Regions from separate parts of the Homo sapiens genome. Here region 1 is linked to region 2. Evidence: chromatin loops called from intact Hi-C (ENCODE). Cell type or tissue: MCF 10A. All regions are shown on one strand. Links, peaks and the distances in the headings refer to the core of each region. The heading gives the core; the rest is flanking DNA.

Region 1 (8,335 bases), core at 59-8,058, 630 kb after region 2:
TTCAGGGTAAGGTAAAGGATTGTGGAGACCAAGTTTTATTGTGCAGAGGAAGCTCTCAGATAGTAGACTTCAGAGAGAGCAAGTTGTAAAGTGTTTCTTATCGGACTTAAAAGGGTGCTTGGCTCTTAGTTGATTATCTCCTGGATCTGGAAAGGAAGGAAGGAAAACAAAGGGGGAAAGGGATTCTCTATAGAAGGCGGATTTTTCCTACAAGAGACTTTGCAGGGCAATTCCAAGGTATGGCAAGGAAATATATTTTGGGGTAAAACATTTTGACTTTTTCCCTTGTTATGTCAGAATCAGATTGAAAAGTAAGCCATGATATACATGGTTAAATAAAACCCATCTGATGAGAGAATTTATGGTTTGTAGGGCATGACTCCCCAGACCCCTTAGAAAGGAATTTGGGCAAGATTAAAACAAAAACAAAAACAAAAACAGAGCTTAGTCCTCATTCCTATAACGGTCTGGAAGTTCTTCCATGTATCTCACCACAATCCCTCTTGCTTTGTTTTAGCCTGTTTGCTTTTGCTCCATTCCCTTAGATTTCTTCTTGCTGTTCTAAGTGTAGTTACTTTCTTGTCAGGGAATGGTTTATCAAATTATCTTGCACGTTTTTGCGCTGGGACTTTATATTTCTCTGATTTCCTGGTTCTGTCTAAAGAATATATTAACTTATTTCTTAGAATTGGCATGGTTTTCTCTATACACCGTGCTCATTACTTTTCTATTTAGAGAAAATATTTATTCATTTAATTTCTTTTTCAGAAGATTCCCTTCTGGTTTTATTTTGATGGCCTAATTTCAATTTGTCTCCTGGATCAAAGTATGTGACTTGTGTTTGTTTCCATGTAAAACATTGCCCAAGCCAGCATCAAGGAGTTCCAGGGAAGCCATTCCAGATCCTCGATAGGTGGGAATGTTTATTCTCGCTCTGTGTTACAGATAGGAACCTGAGACAAATAGAGGTGCCTGATTGATCCAGAATCACCTAGCTGTCAGATACCCACACAGAATTGATCAGACAGAGGAAGCTGGCTGCTCCAGGCATACTGCAATGGATGGAATGTTTGTGTCTCTCCAGAATTTATATGTTGAAACCCTAATCCCCAATGTGATGGTATTAGGAGGTGGGGCCTTTGGGAAGTAATTAGGTCATGACAATGGAGCCCTCATGATGGGATAAGTGCCCGTTTAAAAAATTGATACGAAAATACAGTTAGATAGTAGGAATAAGATCTACTGATCTGGTAGCACAATAGGGCAACTATAGTTAACAGTAATTTATCGTATACTTCAAAATAATTATAGAAGTGGATTTGGAATGTTCTCAACACAAATAAATGATAAATGTTTAAGGTGATGAATATCCCAATTACACTGATTTGATCATTACACATTATATACTTGTAACACATGTATTCCATAAATATGTACAACTATTATGTACCCATAAAAATTTTAAAATAGCATATTCTCAAAAAGAAAAAGAACAGACACGAGAGAACTGGCTTCCTCTCTGCACCATATGAGGATAAAAGAAGATGACCATCTGCAAACCAGGAAGAGAGCCCTCACCAGTAACCAAGTAAGTTGGCACTTAGATCTTGGTCTTCCAGAACTGATAAATAAATGTTTGTTATTTAAGCCACCCAGTCTCTGAAAATTTGTTACTGCTGCTGGAGCTAAGATAGTGGACTGCACAATTTTCTATCTTTAGATGCCTTCAACCTCTTTCTCAGGGGGGTCTGCTAGCAGCCCTTGCTGTCTTCTATGTTTTCTTCTTCTGATCAAATCTGCCTCTGAAAAGGACCTGGTCTACTTTTGGTATGTATTTCAGAGAAGGTACTACTCCTCTCTGGGTTACATCCTTACGTGTATTTATAAAATGGAAGGGGCTGTTCCCTGTGAAGGAAAAACAGGCACTAACAAGCTGGTAAGGCAGCTTAGTCGGGGGAATGGTCTGGGCCCTCCCAAGAGCTCTCCAAATGCTGCCATGTTGTAGCCATATATTCTGACTCTGTCCCTACAATCTCATACACACAGTGCATGAGGCTGTGTAGTCAGATAGACACAGTCTCCACACCTGGGCCTGCCCAGAGATTGCTGGGAGACCTTGGGTGGGTTACTCTGGGCCACAGTAACCTCATCTGCAGTCTGGTGACAGCAATCCTTATTTTACAGGATTGGAAGAGAACAAGTGTGGAGTTTCCAGGCTAGCATAGTGTCCAGATTGCAGGGTCTTATAAATGCCTTTCCTCCCTGCTTCTAAGTCAAAACCTGTGAGCACGCCATGTTTTCACTGAAGTTTCTATTTGTAGTTCTAGTTCCTGGGGTATGAAGAAAAGAAAAGGAAAATGATTTGGGGATGGCTGCAATTTGTAACAAGTCAGTGTGCCACAAGACATCTTGGATATGCTGCCTGTAGTGGGTTGAATTGTGTCCCCCCAAAATATATGTCCAAGTTCTGGCCCCCAGTACCTATGAATGTCACTTTATGTGGACACAGGGTCTTTGCAGAGGTAACTAAGTTAAGATGAGGTTATTCTGGATTGAGAGTGGGCCGTAAATCTAATGATTGGTGTCTGTATGAGAGAAAGGAGAGGGAAGATTGAGACACAGAGACACAGTAGAGAAGGCTGTGTGAAGATAGAGGCAGAGACTGGAGTTAGGTTACCAGAAACCGAGGAATGTCTGGGGCCACCATAAGCTGAATGGGGCAAGGAGGGATTCTCTCCTAGAGATTTCAGAGGGAGCATGGCCCTGCTGACACCTTGATTTTGGACGTCTGGCCCCCAGAGCTATGAGAAAATAAATTTTGGTTGTTTTAATCTATCAAGTTTGTGGTAATTTGTTACGGTAGCCACAGGAAACTAGTACGCTGCTTAAAAGGAGGACATTTATTCAGGCATCAACATGTCCAGAGAAAACGGCATGCGTATTTGCTAGTATTTTCCCATCTGGTGTGTCCAGAGCATCAGGAGAGGCAGGAACCCTCCCAGCAGCCATCTGGTCTCTCTACCTGGCTCCAGGCAGAGCTGGCACCTGTACATAGATGGTCCCATCCCATGCCCAGGTTGCATGTGATAGAATTTCTGACTGTGATGTGTTACATGCGGGCATCTGTGTGCCTCCTCATATGCAGGTAGAATAAACACACTGCCCTTTAAATGTTCTCCAAGCAAGGTCTGGCCCAAAGCACAATGGCAGGTGTGGTCATTGTATTTCCGCAGGTGCATGAATTACCACTTAACACAGTGTTAAGAAATAGCTGATTTTCTTCTTTGACTAAAAGATTTCTTGAAATTGCTTTGATAAAATAAGATCAACACTAATTCCCTTTTTATGCATTGTGCCTATCAATTGAAATGGAAAAAAGAAAGCCACTGCCAACTTTCATTTATTTAAATGCATGGATAGATACATGCAGATATTTATGATTTCTCCCTAGGATTCACAGATGCAAATGGAAAGGAAAAGTCGCAATGCTAAGTGTACGTATTTTGTGGGGAAGACAAATAAGAACAAAGCGCTGCTTGCTCAGATGGACAGCTCTGTGTCTCCGCCTACAGGGCTCTGGGTGTCTGTGCACCAGGGGGAACCTGAAGTGGCCGCCTCTTCACAACCTCTATTCCATAGACAGTTGCTTACCCCACCCCTTGTCACTGGCATAAAATCACTTGAAATATCTAACACCTAAAATTGCTAAAATGCACAGTGGACCTATGTAACAGCGATTTATGCCTATGAGGGCCTGCATCCAAAATGAACAAGGAGAGAGCTGGGCTGCTGTCAGTGTTATTGTGGCTCATTGTCTATGCACAAACTGCAGTGCTACAGAAGCAGGTAGCATTTATGGCCTTCTGTTTGTTTGCTGTCACTTTGGTACCTCAGCTCTGAGGTTTCCTTTGAGGAAGAGGGAGTGGAATGTATGGAAGTTTTGACAGAGAATTTAACCTCCTCTTCTTAGAGAGTTTAAGGGGCTACTCTCTAGAATGATCCCGTCTGACATTTAGATAACACTGGATTCTGTTCATCTCTTGCAGAGGAACTTACCAGCAGGGCCTCTGTCCAAATGCAGGAAACATGAACAGAATCCCCAGCTTGCTTTCTCCCACAGGACTCTGAGAAATAATCATCCTGTACATGCTCCCATTTGACGCCTTTTAATGGAACAAATTCACCATTGGAAATATGCAGGAAGTTGATTTCTTTTATATTTTGCCATCTTTAACCAATCCCTGGATAGGTTTTCAAAATCTCATTGAAGAGAAATATTTGGATGAGATTGGGGAAGTGGAACTCAGGTTTCTCTTGGTATTTATAATTGGGTAGAATCAAGGAAACCTAAATGGCCATAATGTTTTACCTTTACCCTTTGCTATGGTTTGAATGTGTCCCCCTCAAAATTCATGTGTTGGAAACTTAATTCCCAATGCAGGAGTGTTGGGAGTTGGGACCTGATAAGAGGTGATTGGCTCTGCTCTCATGACTAGATTAATGTCATTATCATGGAAGCAGGTCAGTTATTATGACAGTGGGTTGTTATAAAGTGAGTTCAGCCCCTGGTGCCTCCCTCTGCCTTGAGCACTGGTTTCACCTCTGCCTTCTGCTGTGGGATAACAAAGCATGAAGGCCTTCACCAGATGCTAGCACCAGCCTCTTGGACTTCCCAGCCTCTGGAACCATAAGCAAAATAAACTTCTATTCTTTATAAATTACCTAGTCTGTGGTATTCTGTTATAGCAGCAGAAAACAGACTAAGACACTCATGAAATATATATAACAAACCAGCGTTATGTGCACATATGCACAAATGCACTCATACTGGAGGATACAGTGAGTGTTTGAGTTTTTATATCTTGTAGTTGTTCATGCAAGATGGTTTATGGAGTTGAAATTTGTCATCCATATAAGTAATGTACTACTTGAAATTGGACAAAGTATGGAGAAGAGCCTTAAAAATCATTGAAAAAATGAGGTGAGCTTAAAAGAATTTAATATGTGTAGCTCAGGGAAGCTGCTGTTTAGGAGAAGTGGGAATGTGCCTCTGCTTCAGGACTGTAAGTCCCCAAAGAGTAATTTGCAGGCAGTAAGAAGGCACTACAGAGAAGGAAATGGGCAGAAAGGAATTGAAGTGTGTCTTAGTTTGCTCAGGCTTCCATAACAAAATATCACAGACTAGGTGGCTTAAACAACAGACATTTATCCTCTCATGTTCTGGAGGCTGGAAGTCCAAGATCAAGGTGCTGGCTGATTTGGTTCTGGTGAGGGTTCCAATCTTGGCTCACAGATGGCTGCTTTCTTGCTGTGTCCTCATATAGTCTCTTCTTTGTGAGCAAAGAAGAAAAAGAATGAAAAAAACAAAAAAAGAAAGAAAAAAGAAAAATAAGAAAAGGAAAAAGAAAGAAGAAGAGCAAGAAGAAGAGCTCTGTTATCTCTTCTTTTAAGGACCTGCCCTGATTTAATTGAGGTTAAATAACTGTATGACTTCATTTAACCTTAATTACCTCCTTGTAAACCCTATCTCCAAATACAGTCGTATTGGGGATTAGGGTTTCAACTTATGAATTTGGTGGAGAAACAATTAATTCCATAGTAGAGTGGAAGCTATAGGCAGTAGAATGACCTCCCAGGGAAACAACGGGGACAGTGATGCTATTCCTGAGGAATTAAAAGTGCATTGGGCTGGGCCAGTTCCACAATATGCTGTAGGAAGGGCTTCCTTCCCTCCTGGCCCTTTGGAGATGTGAGGAAGGGACTGACAGACTAAAAGCTTTAGGTTGCTTGGGAGATATCGTCTGATAAAAACTTTAATCTGGTAACCTTCCTCTCTCTTTCTCTCTCTACCTCTCACTCTCTCTCTGTCTGGCTCTCTTAATGGAATGCTAGTGTATTCTTATTAGGAAGATAGAACTTGGTTAGGAAGGAAGGAAGAAAAACGGCAGGCAGGCAGGCATTGGAGCCAGCAGGACTGGGAGATCACAACCACAATCTCCTGGGCAAAAGAAAGGGGAAATGAGAAGCAGTGCTTTCTCAGTCATGCGAGTAGTTACTGGCAGTTTGTTCTGGCCAGCAGAACTTCTGATATCATGGCTATTGAATAACTTATCATCAAAGTTTAATGTGAAACCAGGTGACTGATAACTAAATCTAGGAACAGAAATAGAATCTTCATTTTTTCTGCCTGAAGAAACTTTTTTCTGTCATTTGATTTAAAGGCCAAAGGCTATTCACCATACCACTGAGAATTATAAAACCTTTATGAAAACTCATCACAGTGTTGAATTGAATGTGTGATAGAGAGGAAAGCTGGGATAATTTCAATCCTTACCCGACCCATCTTAATAAGGTAAAGACTCCTGTGAAAGCTACCATACTCAACGCAGTGAGATCACAGCATAGCCGATTTTTTTTTTTTTTTTTTTTTTTTTTTTACCTCTTTCTAGGTTGAATGGAAATGAGGCAGTAGCCAAAGGGGATAGAAATAAACGTTCTTCTCTTACTGTGATTGTGTGGATCTGATGGGCTTTTCAAAATGGCACATGGGTCAGTGTTTCTTGGAGCCTGGACTAGCATACCCTCCCGGCATCTTAAGAGAAACAATCTCCAGGCTTGGTAGAAGTCCTTGGCTTTCTTGCTTAGAAATGTCAGAAGCCAATGAATATTTACATCCCCATCTCACCTTTGCTCTGATTTGCTAATCTGATCCTTATCAAATTAGGCCAAAAGGAAAGCAGTTAGAAACTTGAACTTCCATTGTTAGATAAGTACCAATCTCTACATTAAGAGCTATACAGATACTTGTAAATTTCTCACTGGGACACAGAATTGGTACATATCTCCAGGTGATCCTCTTCTCTCAGCATGTATATTCTTCTCTCATGTAGAAATCAGTTGCTTTGATGGTCAGAAAGAGACAAAGAGAAACAAATTCATCAGTCTGTATTATATCACAGTAGAATACAAGGCTAGAAAGTAGGTTCAACCCTGTTGGAACCCAGCCGGTCTGCTGCCCTCGCTGAGTTTCAGGGTCCCTGTCTGCATATCTGGAAAATAAGTTCATCTTTCCTAAAGACCCATCCAATCTTTGATTCTATAATCATAAGTAGGGTGATAAGATTTTATTTCCTACTTAGAGGGCCACCTGGAGAGTACATTCTGCTTTAATTTTCTGTTTTGGTGATGGGGAATTTGGAGCCATGCATGGTTATGAAAGGCCCAGAGATGGAATCTCATCTCTGATTCAAGGCTTTGGTTCCTGGCTTCCTGCTGTATTACTTCAATGAAACCAAACCTTTTAGGGCATATGTCTGCACATATTGGCCTACTCAAAATGCCATTCTATCCTGGGCGAGGTGGCTCACACCTGCAATTCCAGCACTCTGGGAGGCCAAGGTAGGAGGATGGCTTGAGGCCAAGAGTTTGAGACCAGTCTGGACAGTATAGTGAGATCCAATCTCTACAAAAAATAGAAAAATTAGCTGGGCTTGGTGGCATGTGCCTGTAGTCCCAGCTACTTGGGAGGCTGAGGTGAGAGAATCCCTTGAGCCCAAGAGGTTGAGGCTGTAGTGAGCTATGATCGTACCACTGTGCTCCAGCCTGGATGACAGAGCAAGACCCTGTTGCTTAAAAAAGAAAAAAGAAGCAAAATGCCTTTCCGAATGATCCCATTGACTGGGCAGAAATGTTACATTGTTAAAATATTTTGTGCCAGCCGCAGTGGCTCACGCCTGTAATCCCAACACTTTGGGAGGCTGAGGCGGGCGGCTCACCTGAGGTCAGGAGTTCGATACCAGCCTGGCCAACATGATGAAACCCTGTCTCTACTAAAAATACAAAAAAAATTAGCTGGGTGTGGTGGCGGGCGCCTGTAATCCCAGCTACTCGGGAGGCTGAAGCAGGAGTTTGAGACCAGTCTATGCAAAATGGCGAAACCCTGTCTCTACTAAAAATAAAAATTAGCCGGGCATGGTGGTGCATGCCTATAGTCCTAGCTACTTGGGAGGCTGAAGCAGGAGAATCGCTTGAACCCAGGAGGTGGAGGTTGCAGTGAGCCAAGATTGCACCATTGCACTCCAGCCTGGGCAACAAGAGTGAAACTCTGTCTCAAAAAAAAAAATTTTTTTTGCACAGTCTTCTCCATGAGATTTATACTCCTAGAGAGCAGAGATAACAACAAGCCTATAAGGCAAGGTAGTATTGTTTTATTTAGTGCCTGCCTATTACCAAAAGAGTTTGAAGCAGTTTATACTAAAAACATAAGAAGAATAATCTTAGAAACCCAGGAAGAAAATTTGGGCAGAGAAGTCTCTGGGAAGCATCCCAAAACTAA
Region 2 (8,335 bases), core at 318-8,317:
ATAGCAAATGTTTAGTCTACGCTTTCTTGGGGTCAGGGCCTACTGTATGTGCTTTATGTATATAATTTCTTTTCCTTTTCCTTTTTTTTTTTTTTTTTGAGACGGAGTCTCACTGTCACCCAGGCTGGAATGCAGTGGTGCAATTTCGGCTCACTGCAAGCTCCGCCTCCCAGGTTCACGCCATTCTCCTGCCTCAGCCTCCTGAGTAGCTGGGACTACAGGCACCCGCCACCATGCCCGGCTAATTTTTTGTATTTTTTTTTTTAGTAGAGATGGGCTTTCACCGTGTTAGCCAGGATGGTCTCGATCTCCTGACCTCGTGATCCACCCACCTCAGCCTCCCAAAGTGCTGGGATTATATGTGTGAGCCACCACACCCGGCCCTAATTTCTTTTCTTAAAATTAATTAATCTTTTGTAGAGATGGGGCCTCCCTATGTTGCCCAGGCCAGTCTCAAACTCCTGGAGTTAAGTGATCCTCCTGCCTCAGTCTCCGAAAGTGCTGGGATTACAGGCATGAGCCACTACCTGGCCTATGTGTATAATTTCATTTAACTCTCACAACAGACCTATGAAGTCAGTACTATTACCCCCATTTTTCAGATGAGGAAATTGATGTCCCTAGAGGCAAACTTTATATAAATGGGATTCTATTAGAGTTTCAAAGGGCAAATGGGAGTTTAAAACAGTAGTGGAAGGGGCTGCTGAATTAGTTAGGGCGATAATGTATCCTCCCTCCCTGCCTAGGTGGTTCTGGTTTGGCAGTGACCCTGGGGATCTTGATTGCAGCCTGATGATCTGTCTGTCCCCTCGACCCTATCCCAGAACTCACTGATTGAAGGTGCGGCCGATGCCCTCGCCAGGTTTCCAGCCCATGCCCCGCAGCATGGCCAGCCCATAGGCCTCCACGGGGACCGCCTCATAATTAGCCTCCTCTGGCACCTACAGGTTCAGGTAGAGGAAGGAGGGTCAGGCTTTGCTTACACTGGGTCTTCTATTTGAAGTGCACTTGCTGCCCCCCACTGGGAGACCTGCTACGCGTCTTTTCCAATCAGCTCAAGGGTGAGTTTTGATTTCCTCTTTCCATCCCTCACTGTACTCCTCCATGTTCAGTCCTTCAACAAATATAAAGCACCTTGTCTATGGCAAGTACTGTTCTAGGTACTGGGGATGAAGCTGTGAACCAAACAGACAAAAACCCCTACCCCTGCAGAGCTTCTGATCTAGTTGTGGAGACATACTATAAATAAAACCCAGAAAACATGATATGTCAGGTGGTGATGTAAAGAACAAGAAAACAGGGTAAGAAGATGCAGAGGGATGGAGAGGGAGTGCCACTGGGTTGACATTTAAGCAGAGATCAGGAGATGACAGCAGAGGGAGCCATGAGGATATGAGAAGAAAGTGTCCCAAGCTGAAAGCATAGTAACAGCAAAGGCCCTGAGGCCGGACAAGGCTTGGTATGTGTGAGGGGTATCATGAAAGTCACCATGACTGAAATGGAGAGAGTGAGAGTAGACAGCAGAGAAGGGTGGGGAAGAGACCAAATCAGGAGAGCTGGGCAGGAGTCAGAGGACCTTGAGCCAGGTGGGAGCCACAAGAGGGACCAGTGAGGAAATTACTCTAATAGTCCAGATGAGAGATGCTGGTGGCTCAGCCCTTTGCAGTGGTATTGGTGGTGGTGAGAAGTGGTCAGTTCTGGGTGTCATTTTGAAAAAAGATGATAGGATTGTGCTGGCATATTGTATGGGGCACGAAATAAAGAGAGGAATTGAGGATGACTCCAAGGTTTTCTTTTTTTTTTTTCTTGAGATGAAGTCTTGCTGTGTTGCCCAGGCTGGAGTGCAGTTGCATGATCTCAGCTCACTGCAACCTCAGTCTCCTGGGTTCAAGCGATTCTCCTGCCTCAGCCTCCCGAGTAGCTGTGATTACAGGCACGTGCCACCATGCCCAGCTAATTTTTGTATTTTTACTAGTGATGGGGTTTCGCCATGTTGGCCAGGCTGGTCTTGAACTCCTGACCTCAGGTGATCCGCTGGCCTCAGCCTCTCAAAGTGTTGGGATTACAGGCGTGAGCCACCGCCCCTGGCTGACTCCAAGGTTTTTATGCTGAGTGAGAGGAAGGATGGATGGAATTTTTGGTCACCTGATATGTAGAAAGCTGCAGGAGGAGGTTTATAGAGGGAAAAATTAGAAGAATGAGGCCAAAGCTGGAACAGGATGAAAGGATGAAGAGGGAAGTGAGGATCTTTTTTTTCTTTAAAGATGAAGGAGCTGGGCACAGTGGCTCACGCCGGTAATCCCAGCACTTTGGGAGGCTGAGGTGGGTAGATCACTTGAGGTCAGGAGTTCAAGGCCAGCCTGACCAACGTGGCGAAACCTCGTCTCTACTAAAAATACAAAAATTAGCCAGGCGGTAGTGACACGTGTCTGTAATCCCAGCTACTTGGGAGGCTGAGGCAGGAGAATCGCTTGATCCCAGGACCGGGAGGTTGCAGTGAGCCGAGATCACACCACTTCACTCCAGCCTGGGCGACAGGGCAAGACTCTATCTCAAAAAACAAAAAACAAACAAACAAAAAAATGTTGAAGGAAACCAGGGCACATCTGAAGGCTGAAGAGAACAGTTCAGTTGAAAGAGAGAGTGGTGTGGGGCTGTAGAAGAACTAGACTCAAAAGAAGCAGTGCAAGAAATTTATGAAAGAAGAGGTGAAAAGTCAGGTCTGTGGGTATGAAAGACAGACTTGGTTACTTCTGTAGACATGCCTCTCACGTCCCCTCTTGTCACCTCCCATCATCACTCCTTCCCATTCACTCCAGATACACCACATGTTGCCTCACTGATGGACACACCATATCGATTTTCTACCACTATGCCATTGCTTGGGCTGTTACTACTAACAGGAGTACTCACTCTGTTCTTCCCTCTCTCACTAAACCCTACTTATCCTTCCAGACCACTCTGGTCTAAGTCCCCAGCATCTCTAGCCTGGACTACTCATCCCCTTGCTTCCACCTTCACTAATGAGTCTGTTCACAGCTTCCAGAGGGATACTGTCAAATCATAAATCATATTTCATCTATGCTCAGGGCTTGTCCAGGCTCTCATCTCACTCAGAGTAAAAGCCAAAGTCCTCACAATGGCCTACAAGGCCCTGCCTGGTCTAGCACCCCCATCTCCTTTCTGACTTCGTCTACTACCCCTTCCCCTTACTCATTCCACTTCAGTCACACTGGTCTCCTTGGTGTTCCGCAAACACTTTAGGCAGTGTCTACCTTCAGGGCCTTTACATTTCCTGTTCCCTTTGCTGCACACCTCATTCAGATAATCCTAGGATTCAAGTACGTTTTTAGCATCCAGATACCCAGATTCATTTGGTAATGCTTCCAAAATGATGACAGGAGAAGGGGCAGGTGGCGGGCCTCTAGCACACACACAGACTTTCCCTGCTACGTGCAGGGACACAGCCTGGCGGACAGGGCAAAGAAAGGCTGGGGCAGGAGGGGGACAAGGGGCCAGCTCACTGTCTCTGCCCGGGGTTCGCTGTCTGCCCCTTCCCCGCTGGGGGTGCATCCTTTCTGGATCATGGGGATAGCGAGCGTGGGGTCGACACCCGCATTCTCTCTCTCTTCCAGAGACTTCTTGGATTCTAAAGGAAGAATAGGAGGGAGCAATGAAGTCCCACTCTATCCTTCCACCTTCTTCCTCTTCTTCCTTCAATGGGGAAGGGTAAAGGGGTATCACTCACCCGCAATGAGCTCCTTCACAGCCTGGGACACCACCCCATCCGCCAAGGCCCCAGTATCTGTGGATGGCCCAGGGGGCCGGGCTGGTGGCTGCCTGCGATGGCCATTCTGGATCAAAGGGATGACGAGTTCCTTGGGGGCCTCCTGGGGCTTCACACTGATGTGGACACAGAGGGGTGGGGTTGGGAGAATGGCAGGGTCAGTGGGTCACACTCCTTCATTCAGAGAAAACACAAGAGCCAAACTCACCCCAGCCCCACAGACCATGTCTTCCCTACTCCATGTCTGGATCTCCTGTTCCTCTCTGATCGTGCATTCTCTGGATTATCTCCCCAGTGCCCCCAACTCATAAATGTCAGTGCCTTCGAGAAATAAGTCCTGCACTCTCTGTTTAACTCAATACCGGCTTCTACAATGGCCCACAAATCACTATCTTCAGCCCAGACCTTCCCCAGCTCCAGGTTCCCAAACAGCTTCCTAGATGCCTGATTCTCTTCTGGAAATCCCTCCCTCAGACCCCTCAGACACTCCTCTCCTCATTAAGCTGATGGTGGCCTCCATCAACCTGAATCTGCCGCTCCATCCCGTTCCCCATATCGGGGACGCCTCAGCCCTTCAGTTGAGACACTAGCAGGTCCTGTCATTTTCTCATTCTTTCCTTCTCCCAGAACGCACAGACCTTAGTGTCTTCAAGTCCTAAAGACACTTCTTCTCAGTAATACATCCTCTCTTCGCAATTCCCACAGCTATCAGGCCCAATTTCCTCACCCCCTCCTATAAACTCCCGCCTTCTGGCCTCCACGAATTTACTCAGGCTGTGCTTCAGGCTTAACAGGTCACTGTCACCAAGACAAACAACTGAGATTCCTCCCTCCCGCTTACGCCCACCGCAGAGATTTCCAAGGGGTGAAAGACCCGGCGCGTCACCTCTGCAGCTCCCTCCCTTCCACGGTTTTCAAGAAATCCTTCTCCTCCGGAGATGGCCCCGCGCCGTCTCCCGAGTCGGCCAGCCGCCTCCGTGCGGACGTGCGAGTGAAGCCGAATGAAATTGGGGCAGTGGAAGCAGCCGTCAGCGGCAAAACACCCTCTTTGGAGTCAGCCATCTTGCTCCTTTTCCCAGGCCGGCGCGCTGCTTGCTGGGAAATTTAGTTTGGGTTCAGATCGCTAGGGGCCGGCCAAAGTGCGTAAAAACTACCTTCCCATCAACCACTGTGGCACCGGCGGGAGGGGGCGGTAAGGGGCCGTGGGAAGTAATTGTCGCTCTTTCAAACGTGGTGGGAGCGCGTCGCGCCAAGCGCCCAGGGAAATGTAGTTTTTTTTTTGTTTGTTTTGTTTTGTTTTTTAAGATGGAGTCTCGCTCTGTTTCACAGGCTGGAGTGCAGTGGCGTGATCTCGGCTCACTGCAACCTCCGCCTCCCAGGTTCAAGCGATTCTCCTGCCTCAGCCTCCCGAGTAGCTGAGACTAAAGGCATGCGCCACCACGCCTGGCTAATTTTTGTATTTTTAGTAGAGACGGGGTTTCACCGTGTTAGCCAGGATGGTCTCGATTTCCTGACCTCGTGATTCTCCTGCCTCGGCCTCCCACAGTGCTGGGATTACAGGTGTGAGCCACCACGCCTGGCTGGAAATGTAGTTTTTAGCGGGGTAGGCATGGTGGAAGGTGGATTCATTCTTGCCAGACATTAATCTTCCTTCGTGTAGGCGTTTGACAAGTATTTATGGAGCGCCTAATGTGTGCCCTACTTATGTGGGAAGTGTTGATGAAGTAAATCATTTAGAAATAATCAGCTGGGTGTGGTGGCGCGCACCTGTAGTTCCATTTACTCCGCAGGCTGAGGCAGGAGGATGGCCTGAGGCCTGGGAATTCGAGGCTGCACTTAGCTCTTATCGCACCACTGCATTCCAGCCTGGGTGACAGAGCGAGACCCCATCTCTAAAAAAGAAAAAGGTCGGGGGTGGGGGGGATGGAGCGTCAGTTGTGTACAATAATAAATAATAGACATAAAATAAATAATAGACATAAAAAACCCCGTCTCTACTGAAAATACAAAAATTAGAGGGGTGTGGTGGCTCATGCCTGTAATCCCAGCATTTTGGGAGGCCGAGGCTGGTGGATCACCTGAGGTCAGGACTTTGAGACCAGCCTGACTCATATGGTGAAACCCTGTCTCTACTAAAAATACAAAAATTAGCCGGGCGTGGTGGTGGCGCCTGTATCCCCAGCTACTTGGGAGGCTGAGACAGGAGGATTGCTTGAATCCGGGAGACAGAGTTTGCAGTGAGCCGAGATCCTGCCACTGCACTCCAGCCTGGGCGACAGAGCGAGACTCCGTCTTAAAAAAGAAAAAAGAAAGAAAGAAAGAAATAGTGCCTATTGGCCAGGCTCATACCCGTAATCCCAGCACTTTAGGAGGCCGAGGCGGGCGGATCACTTGAGGCCAGTAGTTCGAGACCAGCCTGGCCAACATGGTGAAACCCCGTCTCTACTGAAAATACAAAAATTAGCGGGGTGTGGTGGCGCATGCCTGTAATCCCAGCTACTCGGGAGGTTGAGGCAGGAGAATCGCTTGAACCCGGGAGGCGGAGGTTACAGTGAGCCGAGATCTCAACACTCCGGCCTGGGCTATAGAGTGACACTCAGTCTCAAAAACAAAAGAAAAACAAAAGAAAAACAAAAAAAAAAAAAAAAAAAAAAGAAAAAGAATAGTGCCTACTGATGTCAGATTTTAATACTCAACAAGGCACTAGATTCAAATATCAATAAAATAGGCTGGGCACAGTGGCTCATGCCTGTAATCCCAGCACTTTGGGAGACCTAGGCGGGCGGACCACCTGAGGTCAAGAGTTTGAGACCAGCCTGGCCAACATGGCAAAACCCAATCTCCACTAAAAATACAAAAATTAGCCGGGTGTGGTGGCACATGCTTGTAATCCCAGCTACTCGGGAGGTGGAGGCAGGAGAATCGCTTGAACCTAGTAGGTGGAAGTTGCAGTGAGCCAAGATTGCCCCACTGCACTCCAGCCTGGGCAACAGAGCGAGACTCTGTCTCAAAAAAAAAAAAAAAGAAAAAGAAAAGAAAAAGAAAAAAAAGAAACTTGTAGTCTAGTAGGGAATACAGACATTTAAATACATATTTTAAAAATATAGCAACATGTGCCGAGCTTAGTGGCTCACGCCTATAATCCCAGCACTTTGGGAGGCCTAGGCAGGAGGATTGTTTGAGCTCAGGACTTTGAGACCACCCTGGGCAACCTAGTGACACCCTGACTCTACAAAAAAATTTAAAAATTAATGGGGTGTGGTGGCGCACATCTGTGGACCCAGCTACTCAGAGGGCTGAGGGGGGAGGATCACTTCAGCCCAGGAGGTTGAGGATGCACTGAGCGGTGATCAGGCCACAGCACTACAGCCTGGGCAACACACACACATATACATATAGCAACATTAAACATATTGTGAGAACCAGGTCCTAAGGCTTCAAAGATTACTGATATGAAGGAAAAATGAAGCAGTCAGAAAATTAAAAAAAAAAAAGATTATTGAGACAGATCTCTCTTGTGTAGGACCTCAAGAGTTCATACAGGCAGGGTGCGGTGGTTCATGCCTGTAATCCCAGCACTCTGAGAAGCCGAGGCAGGTGGATCACTTGAGGCCAGGAGTTCAAGACCAACCTGGCAAACATGGCAAAACTCTGTCTCTACTAAACATACAAAAATTGGCCGGGCATGGTGGCAGGCGCCTGTGGTTCCAGCTACTCAGGAGGCTGAGGCATGAGAATCGCTTGAACCCGGGAGGTGGAGGTTGCAGTGAGCCGAGATCACGTCATTGCACTCCAGCTTGGGCGACAGAGTGAAACTCTGCCTTAGAAAATGAAAAAAAATTTAAAATGAAAAAAAAAAAGAGTTTATACAGAGTGGCTTATACAGAGTTGCTGGGTGTGGTGGCTCACACCTGTACTTTCAGCACTATGGGAGGCTGAGGCAGGAGGATTACTTGAGGCCAGGAGTTGGTGGATACAGTGAGCTATGATCGTGGCACTGCACTATAGCTTGTGTGACAGAGCAAGATCCTGCCTCTAAAAAAGTAAATAAGTAAAATAAAAATAAAATAGTTTGTACAGTAGATGACAGATACTTAAATATTCTTAAGAAAGAGTAATATAATTCTGCTACAAATTAGGCTCAAGGATATCATTGAAGATGTGTAAAATAATTTTTTATGAGATTCATTATCATATTATTGTGGCAAAAGCTTGAAGACCACTTAAATTATCAACAGAAGGGGATGCAGTAAATGAATTACAGCACACACCTTGGATGAAAGAAATACGCCTTTACATTGGAAGTTGTAAATAAATATATATATATAAAATATATATATATATACATATATATTTTTTTTGAGACAGGGTCTCACTCTGTTGCCCAGGCTGGAGTGTAGTGGTGTGATTTCGGCTCACTGCAACCTCCACCTCCCAGGTTCAAGCGATTCTCGTGCCTCAGCCTCCTGAGTAGCTGGGATTAGAGGTGCCTGACACAACGCTGGGCTAATTTTTCTATTTTCAGTAGAGGTGGGATTTTGCCATGTT

What was found. Hi-C counts contacts between places; a loop is a spot of excess contacts. Peaks named below come from ENCODE experiments on the same cell type or tissue, not always from the same donor. Only the 100,000 strongest peaks of a DNase experiment are listed, where the experiment ranks them.
Region 1: a loop joins it to region 2, with 9 times the contacts of the local background. A loop is called at or near these places in 2 of 110 quality-filtered maps.

Annotation. Positions count from the first base shown.
Region 1 is chrX:49,750,866-49,759,200 of GRCh38, forward strand. No RefSeq gene overlaps it. Among named protein-coding and RNA genes, the nearest start is that of PAGE1, 59 kb to the left of the region's middle. In MCF 10A, for the core only: a CTCF peak has its summit at 3,583 (motif pointing right); no DNase peak of the experiment used is centred there.
Region 2 is chrX:49,118,874-49,127,208 of GRCh38, forward strand. GPKOW (G-patch domain and KOW motifs) reads right to left here and starts at 4,862. Exons shown (of 11, transcript NM_015698.6): 1 at 4,674-4,862; 2 at 3,749-3,903; 3 at 3,525-3,649; 4 at 832-941. The coding sequence starts at 4,849. RefSeq lists enhancers at 4,532-5,185, 5,186-5,839. In MCF 10A, for the core only: a CTCF peak has its summit at 4,969 (motif pointing right); a DNase peak (open chromatin) is centred at 4,928.